2 separate regions of the Homo sapiens genome follow, and region 1 is linked to region 2. A link is an interaction called in ENCODE POLR2A ChIA-PET data of the cell type or tissue named here. Cell type or tissue: OCI-LY7. All regions are shown on one strand. Each heading gives the region's core, and the rest is flanking DNA. Links, peaks and the distances in the headings are about the cores only.

Region 1 (4,384 bases), core at 207-4,206, 120 kb before region 2:
GGCCAGGTCTGATCCTGAATTATAAAGCTCTGAATACTATTTTGATTTTTTCAAAATTGGAGTAGAGGTACTGAACAATAAGTGTTTGCAGATAGAATCTACAGGCCCACACCATTCCTCTGCTAACTTTTTGAGACAGGGTCTTGCTCTGTCGCCCGGGCTGGAGTGCAGTGGCACAATCATAGCTTACTGCAACCTATGCCTCCCAGGCTCAAGTGATCCTCCTCCCATCTCAGCCTCTTGAGTACCTGGGACTACAGGCCCATGCTACCATGTCCAGCTAATTTTTGTATTTTTTGTAAAGATGGGGCTTAGCCATGTTGCCCAGGCTGGTCTCGAACTCCTGGGAAGCAATCTGCCTGCCTGCCTCGGCCTCCCAAAGTGCTGGGATTACAGATGTGAGCCACCATGCCCAGTCCTGCTTCCTTTTATCTCAAGGAATCAGTATTTAGGAAACAGTATTTAGGAAATACTGTTTAGGAATCAGTATTTAGGAAACATTTACTAAATGTTAAATGTACTAACTCCTCTTCATCCCTTTCCTAACAGCTGCTTCTTATCACCTCTGAGAAATGAAACAAAAAAAGATGAGATACCTCCACAGCCTAAGAATCCTGTCATGCTTGTTTTCTTTGCAAAAATTTTAAGAGACAGGGTCTCACTCTGTGACCCAGGCTGGCGTGCACTGGTGTGAACTCAGCTCACTGCAGCCTTGACCTCCTGGACTCAAGAGATCCTCCTACCTCAGCCTCCCACATAGCTAGGATTAGAGGTGTGAGCCACCATGCCTGGCCGTGTGCTGTTTGCTTACTCTGTTGACGGAGGAGGGTTGTGGAACTGGAGAGTGTTCACAACCATAGGGAATCCACCCCTGAATGGGCCTCCCATGTTCAGTGGCACCCACACCTCACCCCGCTGACCCTGGTGTAGATATACTATCTCAGGCCAACTTGGACTGACCTGGCATTTAATCCCAGCCTGGCTGCAGGCACACGCTTCTGGGTCACAATACAGTCGGCAGTCACAACCACATTCTTCCCGTGACAGGCGGATGGCTCGAAGTTCTTGCTTCTCTTCAGCATCAATACGGTGGACCCCAGAAGCCCTCAGCAGGGCCCGTCGCCGTTTGGTGGGCAGAGGCTGCAGGAAGAAGTAATCATCCACCTCCACATTTTCCACATCAATATCTTCATCTGACACATCATCCAGCGTCAGGCCATCAGCCTCCACCGACTCCACTGTCCCATTCTTGGTCAGCTGCCAAGAGACAGGAAAGGTTAGCCTCATAGACATGAGCGGCATGCACCTCCTCAGTGACCATCCCAGAGCAGCACTGTCCCTTGAACCTTCTGCAATCATGGGAATATCTGTGCTGTCCAAAATGATGGCAGCTACTAGCACATGTGGCTACTGAGCACTAGAAATGCAGCAATTGGAAAACTGTCATTTTATTTATTTTTTTGAGACAAAAGTCTCATTCTGTCGTCCAGGCGGGAGTGCAGTGGTGCAGTCTTGGCTCACTACAACCTCCGCCTCCCGGGTTCAAGCGATTCTCCTGCCTCCCAAGTAGTTGGGATTACAGGCGTGAGTCACCAGCCTGGCTAATTTTTTCTATTTTCAGTAAAGACAGGGTTTCACTGTGTTGGCCAGGCTAGTCTTGAACTGCTGGCCTCAAGTGATCCACACACCTCGGCCTCCCAAAGTGCTGGGGTCCACTGTGCCAGCCCAATTTACATAATTTTAATTGAATAGCCGTATGTGACTACTGGCTGCTATATTCACTAGCACAAGTCAAAAGAATAAATCCAGAGTGGGAAGATGGGAAATCTTACGTACCATCACCTTTCTGGGTCCAAGCTTCTCAAAAACCCGTCTCATCTTCCCTCCTACACGAAAATCTATTTCCACAAACATACCGTCTATTTCCAGACATGTATCCCCTAATTTACACTCACTTGCCTTCTAACACAGAGAGGAAAAGGTATGTGAATGACTGGATGATCCTTGGATATACAGAAAAATGTGAAACACCCTTCAACTTGCACCCACTGAATGCAAAACTACCTTCTTGAAAAAAAAAGGGCAAATTAAAGTGTAGTAAAAGGCTACCAGGTCTTAATCAATGAACCCAAATCCCCACAGTGTGAACAATTATCTGTGCATGCACTAAAGAGCTTCATTCTACTGTAAGGAGAAAAAGCAAATATATTAACAGGTATTAAAGAAAGCCCTTGGCCGAGAAAAAATGTATTTCTTCTCCTTTCTTTTTTCATTTTTTTTTGAGACGGAGTCTCGCTCTGTCGCCCAGGCTGGAGTGCAGTGGCGTGATCTCAGCTCGCTGCAAGCTCCACCTCCTGGGTTCACGCCATTCTCCTGCCTCAGTCTCCCGAGTAGCTGGGACTACAGGCACCTGCCACCACGCCCGGCTAACTTTTTGTATTTTTAGTAGACATGGGGTTTCACCGTGTTAGCCAGGATGGTCTCAATCTCCTGACCTTGTAATCTGCCCACCTCGGCCTCCCAAAGTGATGGGATTACAGGCATGAGCCACCGTGCCCGGCTTCCTTCTCCTTTCTTTTTTTTTTTTTTTTTTTTGAGACAGGGTCTCACTGTCGCTCAGGATGGAATGCAGTGCATGATCTCGGCTCACTGCAATCTCTGCCTCCTGGGTTCAAGTGATTCTCCTGCCTCAGCCTTCCAAGTAGCTGGAATTACAGGCTCCTGCCACCATGCTCAGCTAATTTTTGTATTTTTAGTAGAGACAGGGTTTCACAATGTTGCCCAGGCTGGTCTCGAACTCCCGACCTCAACTGATACACCCAACTCCACCTCCCTAAGTGCTATAATTACAGGCCTGAGCCACTGCACCAGGCCTAATCCTTTTTTATTTGACTTCAAAGAAAAGCTGTATGTGAGGAAAGGTGGTATCAATAATACTGAGCGTACTATGTACAGGCAGAAATCTGGGTTTTTTTTTTTCTTTTTTTTCTTTTTTTTTGAGACTGAGTCTCACTCTGTCACCCAGGCTGGAGTGCAGTGCTGCAATCTCGGCTCACTGCAAGCTCCGCCTCCTGGGTTCACGCCATTCTCCTGCCTTAGCCTCCCGAGTAGTTGGGACTACAGGCGCCTGCCACCACGCCTCGCTAATTTTTTGTATTTTTGTATTTTTAGTAGAGACGGGGTTTCACTGTGTTAGCCAGGATGGTCTTGATCTCCTGTCCTCATGATCCGCCCGCCTCAGCCTCCCAAAGTGCTGGGATTACAGGCGTGAGCCACCGAGAAATCTGGGTTTTCTGGGCTGAGATGGATAGAGAGCCAAGAAAGGGAGTCTTGGTGGAAGGACAGATTGAAGACAAGCCGTGGCTGAAAGAGTTCTGAAAACTCACTAGAGAACTCAAGAAAATGAGGCCTCATAATCCCTGGGGCTCTGGAAGCTGCTAGCAGGATGAAAGCCACGTGACTGGAGCCTTTGGTTGATTTCATCAGACAACCAGAGTAGAGCTGCTAAAGGAACAACTCCTGGGAGAGATGTGATGCAATGGGCTTGGGTAATCAGCTACACACCTGGTTTTCTTGTTTGTGGGGGAGGTGGTAGAGAAATGAAGAGAAGTAAAGTGGGGCTTCTGGAGGTTTCCTAGTCAGTGATTTCGGTACTAGGCAGGCCAACTACAAAGGGCCTTTCTGTTTATCTCAGGATTGCTCCTGTCTACATCTCCAGGGTTGACCTCCCCCTAAGCATACCCCCTCCTGCTGTCCTCTCATAGGCAAGGGATTAGAGATGTAACACGAGGACACTCATATAGATGTGAGAATTTAAATATCGAGATAGAAGTGGCATTTCAAATCAGTGAGAAAAGAGTCTTCTAGTTATTAAATCGTATTGGAACAAGTGGATATTTTCTGGGGGAAAAAAGATTCCCAATGTATACTATTCATGATAATGAGTTCCATATGGATAACAGGCCAAAATACAAAAAATGAAATAAAAATATTAGAAAAATTATAGTTAACTAAAGTTGCGGAACACCAAGCAGCTGCTGGAACAACCCCAAAGGAAGACAAACATTAGATGGTACATGAGAGATGCAGAATGTACATTTTTTGAAACCAACTGCCTCCCTTATAGAGAGCTAAAAAACAGGCCTGGTGCAGTGGCGCATGACTGTTATCCCAGCACCTCTGAGAGACTAAGGTGGAAGAATCGCTTAAGACCAGGAGTTCGAGACCAGCTTGGGCAACAGAACAAGACCCCATCTCTACAAAAACTGGCCGGACATGGTGGCTCACTCCTGTAATCCCAGCACTTTGGGAGGCCGAGGCGGGTGGATCACTTGAGGCCAGGACTTCGAGACTAGCCTGGCCAACGTGGCAAAACTTCGTCTCT
Region 2 (4,384 bases), core at 284-4,283:
CACCCCTCCCAAATGAGTCTGTCATCTCATTGAGGCAGGTCGATAACCCTGAACTAGAGTGTGGAGACTCTCTGTTGGAGACACGCTCTCCTGAAAAGCTGGGTCAGGCAAGCTGCCCACCTGCTTCCTCACCTCTGCTACACTCTGGCAGGCATGGTTTGTCCAAATGCAGCAGAGCGTGTATGTGTGTGTGTGTGCGCGCGTCTGTGCGCGCTGCACGTGCGTGTGCTAATTCAGCACACAACTGTCCTCCTCTTACTGGCCAGGCTACCAAGAGGGTGGCCACGCTGGCACTGCAGGGCCTGGGAGGCACCAACAGTAAGTGGGAAAGGAAACAGGACACCAGAGGAAGCTAGGCTAGGAGGTGGCTCTGCACCAGTGACTGACAGAGGTGGTGATGTGTCCCCAGCTGACGGTCCTTCCCTCAGGGTGGATCATGGGAGGTCCACTGGAGGCAGCTGTTAGAGACCAGCCTCTGTAAGGATAAGAGTACTGAAGACAGGGGTGGTTGACCCCCGTGACTTGGGGCCCTTTAGGGATAATCTACACCGCAAGCCTGTGGTCATCTAGGCAAATCTCAGTTCTCTCCTGACTTCCTGGAGTTACATACTGAATTTTAGGGGCTTTCCAGCCACAGTGAGGCTGGAAACTCACTTAACAGCTTGGATGAGAGCTAACCCCCAAGGTACCATAGCTACCCCGTCTAGAAGCAAAACTCAATCTGATCTGGGGGTGTCCTTGGCTCAGAGGACACTGTGGGGATTGCTTACACACAGACATGGTCTGAGACTCGACAAAATGAGATTTCTCCTCCCGTATCCAAGGCTTAAAGTTACAAAGAAAATTAGAGTTAAGTCAACTTCCACAAGAGACCTTCCTGGGCTCCATCATTTATTTCAGGATGTTGTCCTTTCCCCCAGGGCCTTGCTGTCTGGTTTATTGTTTAATTTGCTCCTTTTGAGAAGGCCCCAGTATTGGGTTGGGAATGGGTGTGGGGACAAGAGAAAGAAAGAGAAAGTCAGCATTCCTTTCCTTATTTTTCTCCAGAGTTGCCCGTTTGCTTGCATATCCAGTCTGCAAGTTCTCTTAACCCACGTTTTTTTGTGGGAGGGATGGCCATTGACAGAGATTAAATTAAAATATGAAAGAACAGCCTTATTTTCTAAATTCCCAACCTTCTGCAGACCCAGGAGAACTCCAGAACAGGTAGAGTTCACTGTTGCTTCCTTCCAACATGGATTAAGAAAAGGTTCTGTTTTAGTGCAATTTTCCCCGCAAAGGAACCAGGAAGAGGTGGAAGAGGAGATCCCATGTTCCAGCCCCAGGGGTTTGGGAACCTTCTGACCTTGAGGTCAAGGCAGACATGGAGTCTGACCTTCTGAGCAGCACATCACACTTTTTTGAATTTTATCTCCCAGGTCCTTTCGGTGCACCTGCAGGCAAAGTGTGGGGGGCGGAAGGGCAGTGTGAGGCTGTGTTTCCACTGGATGAGTTGTCATACCTGCCACACTAACACAGAGGAGCAAAGGAGAAGACAAGGTGGAAAGAGAATGCCATCAAAAGCAAGAGCTAATGGCCAGTGGTCCTTAGGAGCTGCTTTAGCCCTGCCCCAAAGACAGGGAGTTTCTGGTTCCCCACCAGAATTCACCCTTCAGAAACCATGCTAGCAAGGTGCTTCTCTAAGTGACGTCACAAATCCTCTTCTTCGGAGTGACCAGCCCAGAGCCTGGAGCTCTCGTGTGGCCCCCTCTGGCCTCCCCATGATGTGAGATGTGTGGGAGAAAAGAGGGACATTGATGCACATGCACACGGTGGAGTCTGATGACCTGGGGTGAGCACAGCTGCACGTGGCAAAATGACAGGTGCTGTCATGGCAGTGGCTGCAGCCGGATGCCACGGGAAATGGACAAAGTGCTAGAACACAGGGCCAGGGGCTGAGCCCTAAGGGATCTGAAAGACGTTCAGCTTGCTGGTGTTCTTGAGCGTCTGGCGCCGATTGCAGAACCAGACCCGCACTACCTCACGGTCGTAGTTGAGCTCCTTAGCAATTTCAGTGATCTCCTGGCCTGTGGGCAGTGGGTTCTTCTCAAAATAGGCATTGAGAGCCTCTATGGCCTGGGGGGTGAAGGAGGTGCGGCGTTTGCGTTTCTTGGAGGGCTCGCCTCCCACAAACTCCATCAGGTTCTGCTGGCCTTCCTGGTTCCGCAGTTCAGCTTCGTTTAGCCACTTTTCCAGCACCGGCTTTAGCTTCTGGGCACTCTTGGGTGTGATGTCTAGCTTCTCGAACCTGTGGGCAACCCATACCCAGGAAGAGGCAGTGAGAGCATGTTGGTCTCTTTGGCACACCCCGCACCTAGGTGCAGGCTCCATCCTCAAGGGGCCGCTCCTCTAGGGGCTGGTGAGACTGTACCCAGTGCTCCCCTCACCACCTCCACCAAGACCCCTCTAGTTTGGCCAAGCCCAGACTCCTCAGACCCTCTGATGTGCCCGGTCCTAACAGGGAAACCATTCCCACGGCCTCGGCTCAGTCAGTAGTGGAATAATAATAGTGCAACTGCCTTACAAACAACCATTCTAGAACGTTCCCCTAAATGAATGAAGTCCTTTTGAGGAGTCACCTTGGGAGGCCTCCAGTCACACTCCCATAGCAGCATCACTAACAAGTCAGGCTGCTCTTTCTGGCTGAGCTGGATGTGGTGACAGGATTCTCCACAGGATGCTGGAGGCACTCTAAAGGTCACTCTAGCCTGACCTATGGAGCTGGCAGGCAGATGAAACCTTTTGGCCATCCCTGAGCCATGCGCTTATTCTTGTTTGAAACTCTATCCCTCCTGGCACCAAAACTAGTTTGTAGGCTGCTTACAGAAAACTCAGCTATGTTACTTTACAGTCATTCCTTGTTAGAGGGGAGATGGGAGCATGATGAGGTATGGTGGGTTACAGTTAAGGGCCAACATAGAATGGAAGTTCCCACTTTGGTGACTAATTTTATAAGCTGTACTCCTTTCCTGCTAGAATTCCTCAGTGGATTAGGGTCTTGGGTTCCCCAAAGAAGACCCATATTAATGCCCAGGATTGGAGGATAATCTTCAGAGGACCTCAGAAGGACAGGGTCAGCCTTTGACTGCCCCAGGTGTTCATATCTACCCTTAAGATGGTCTTCCTTATCTGGAAAAAGGCTGGAGCAAGGGGGCATATGGAAAAGGGGCCGGTGCTCAGGTTCCCATGAGTGCCCGGTGGCACCAGGCAGCTGAGCAGGCCCTAATCCTGTCTAGGGCAGCCTTACTCACCGGCAGATGGCTGACTGGCTGTAGGCTGGACCTTCCGTTGCAGTCAGAGCCTGACCCACCTGGGTCTGTGTAAGGCCCAGCGAGAGCCGCCGGATCTTAAAGTTCTTGGCAAACTCCCGGATCTCTTCTAAGTTGATCCCATCCTCATCCAGACTTGGAGTATGTGGCTCTAGGCCAGAGGGAGGGAGCAGGGATGAGTGTGTAACATGGGAACCATCCCTGCTTATCTGGCTCATTGGTCTGAACTGACGCAGTAGTGAGAGGTGAGGACACCTGGGAAAAGGCTCACGCACCTTCAAGACTCTTATCACCTTTGTCCCCAAGACAAGCAAGAGTTGAAGGGGCCTAAACTAACCTCTCCAGGGGTAAGGAGCTATTTTCAAGTTCTTCCAGCTCTAACTGCTCACCCTCCCCCATTCTCCCTAGGCCTGGCCCCAAACACACTTGTTGGTCACCCACATTCCTCAAATACTGGGTGAGAGACCATAGCGGAGACAGCCCATGGCTCGGCCTCTCCAAAAAGCAGCCAGCCAGCCAGCTTGACAGCCTCCACTGTCATCGTGCCCAAACTCCACCTCAACAGGAATGGGAATAAAAAAGCCAGCCCCTCATATTGGGCCTCTGCCCTTCCCCTCTGGACCCCAGGATATCAAGGAAAGCAGCATCTGAAGAGATTGGGTGCCCACATAAATGCCTCCCCACTTCTCCACACTACTTCTCCAGGAGCCACTTACTGGACACCAACTGGCTGACGGTGGGGGTCTCTGAGCAGGTAATTGGGATAGGAGCAGAGGCAGATGGCTTGGCGGCTGGAGCTGGGCTGGCAATGACCACAGCAGGCTGGGGCACGGTTGGTGTGGGCTGGATGGGCTGCACCTGTGAAAGGACAGACAACAAGCCTTTGCTGCCCTCTGCCAGGCTCAGGGAGTTAAAATCCCTGGGTGGACCAGAGGCAGGGCAAAAACAGACATGAAATCCTCACGCATGCAGGACATTCCCGCCTGGGCTCTATCATAAAACAAGACTAGGCAGGGCATGGTGGCTGATGCCTGTAATCCCAACACTTTGGGAAGCCAAGGCGGGAGGATCACTTG

Evidence for each region. Peaks named below come from ENCODE experiments on the same cell type or tissue, not always from the same donor. Only the 100,000 strongest peaks of a DNase experiment are listed, where the experiment ranks them.
Region 1: POLR2A ChIA-PET joins it to region 2 with 5 read pairs; 4 of 35 experiments call an interaction of 5 or more read pairs at or near these places.

The regions. Positions count from the first base shown.
Region 1 is chr12:51,066,713-51,071,096 of GRCh38, forward strand. CSRNP2 (cysteine and serine rich nuclear protein 2) reads right to left here. Exons shown (of 5, transcript NM_030809.3): 4 at 961-1,257. It also overlaps a transcript of LETMD1 not described here. Among named protein-coding and RNA genes, the nearest start is that of CSRNP2, 15 kb to the right of the region's middle. RefSeq lists an enhancer at 2,719-3,219. In OCI-LY7, for the core only: no CTCF peak of the experiment used is centred there; no DNase peak of the experiment used is centred there.
Region 2 is chr12:51,188,306-51,192,689 of GRCh38, forward strand. POU6F1 (POU class 6 homeobox 1) reads right to left here. Exons shown (of 11, transcript NM_001330422.2): 9 at 4,025-4,166; 10 at 3,291-3,459; 11 at 1-2,287. The coding sequence ends at 1,942. Among named protein-coding and RNA genes, the nearest start is that of TFCP2, 17 kb to the left of the region's middle. RefSeq lists a silencer at 21-160 and an enhancer at 531-740. In OCI-LY7, for the core only: no CTCF peak of the experiment used is centred there; DNase peaks (open chromatin) are centred at 486 and 1,876; H3K4me3 peaks cover 626 bases; H3K27ac peaks cover 1,600 bases.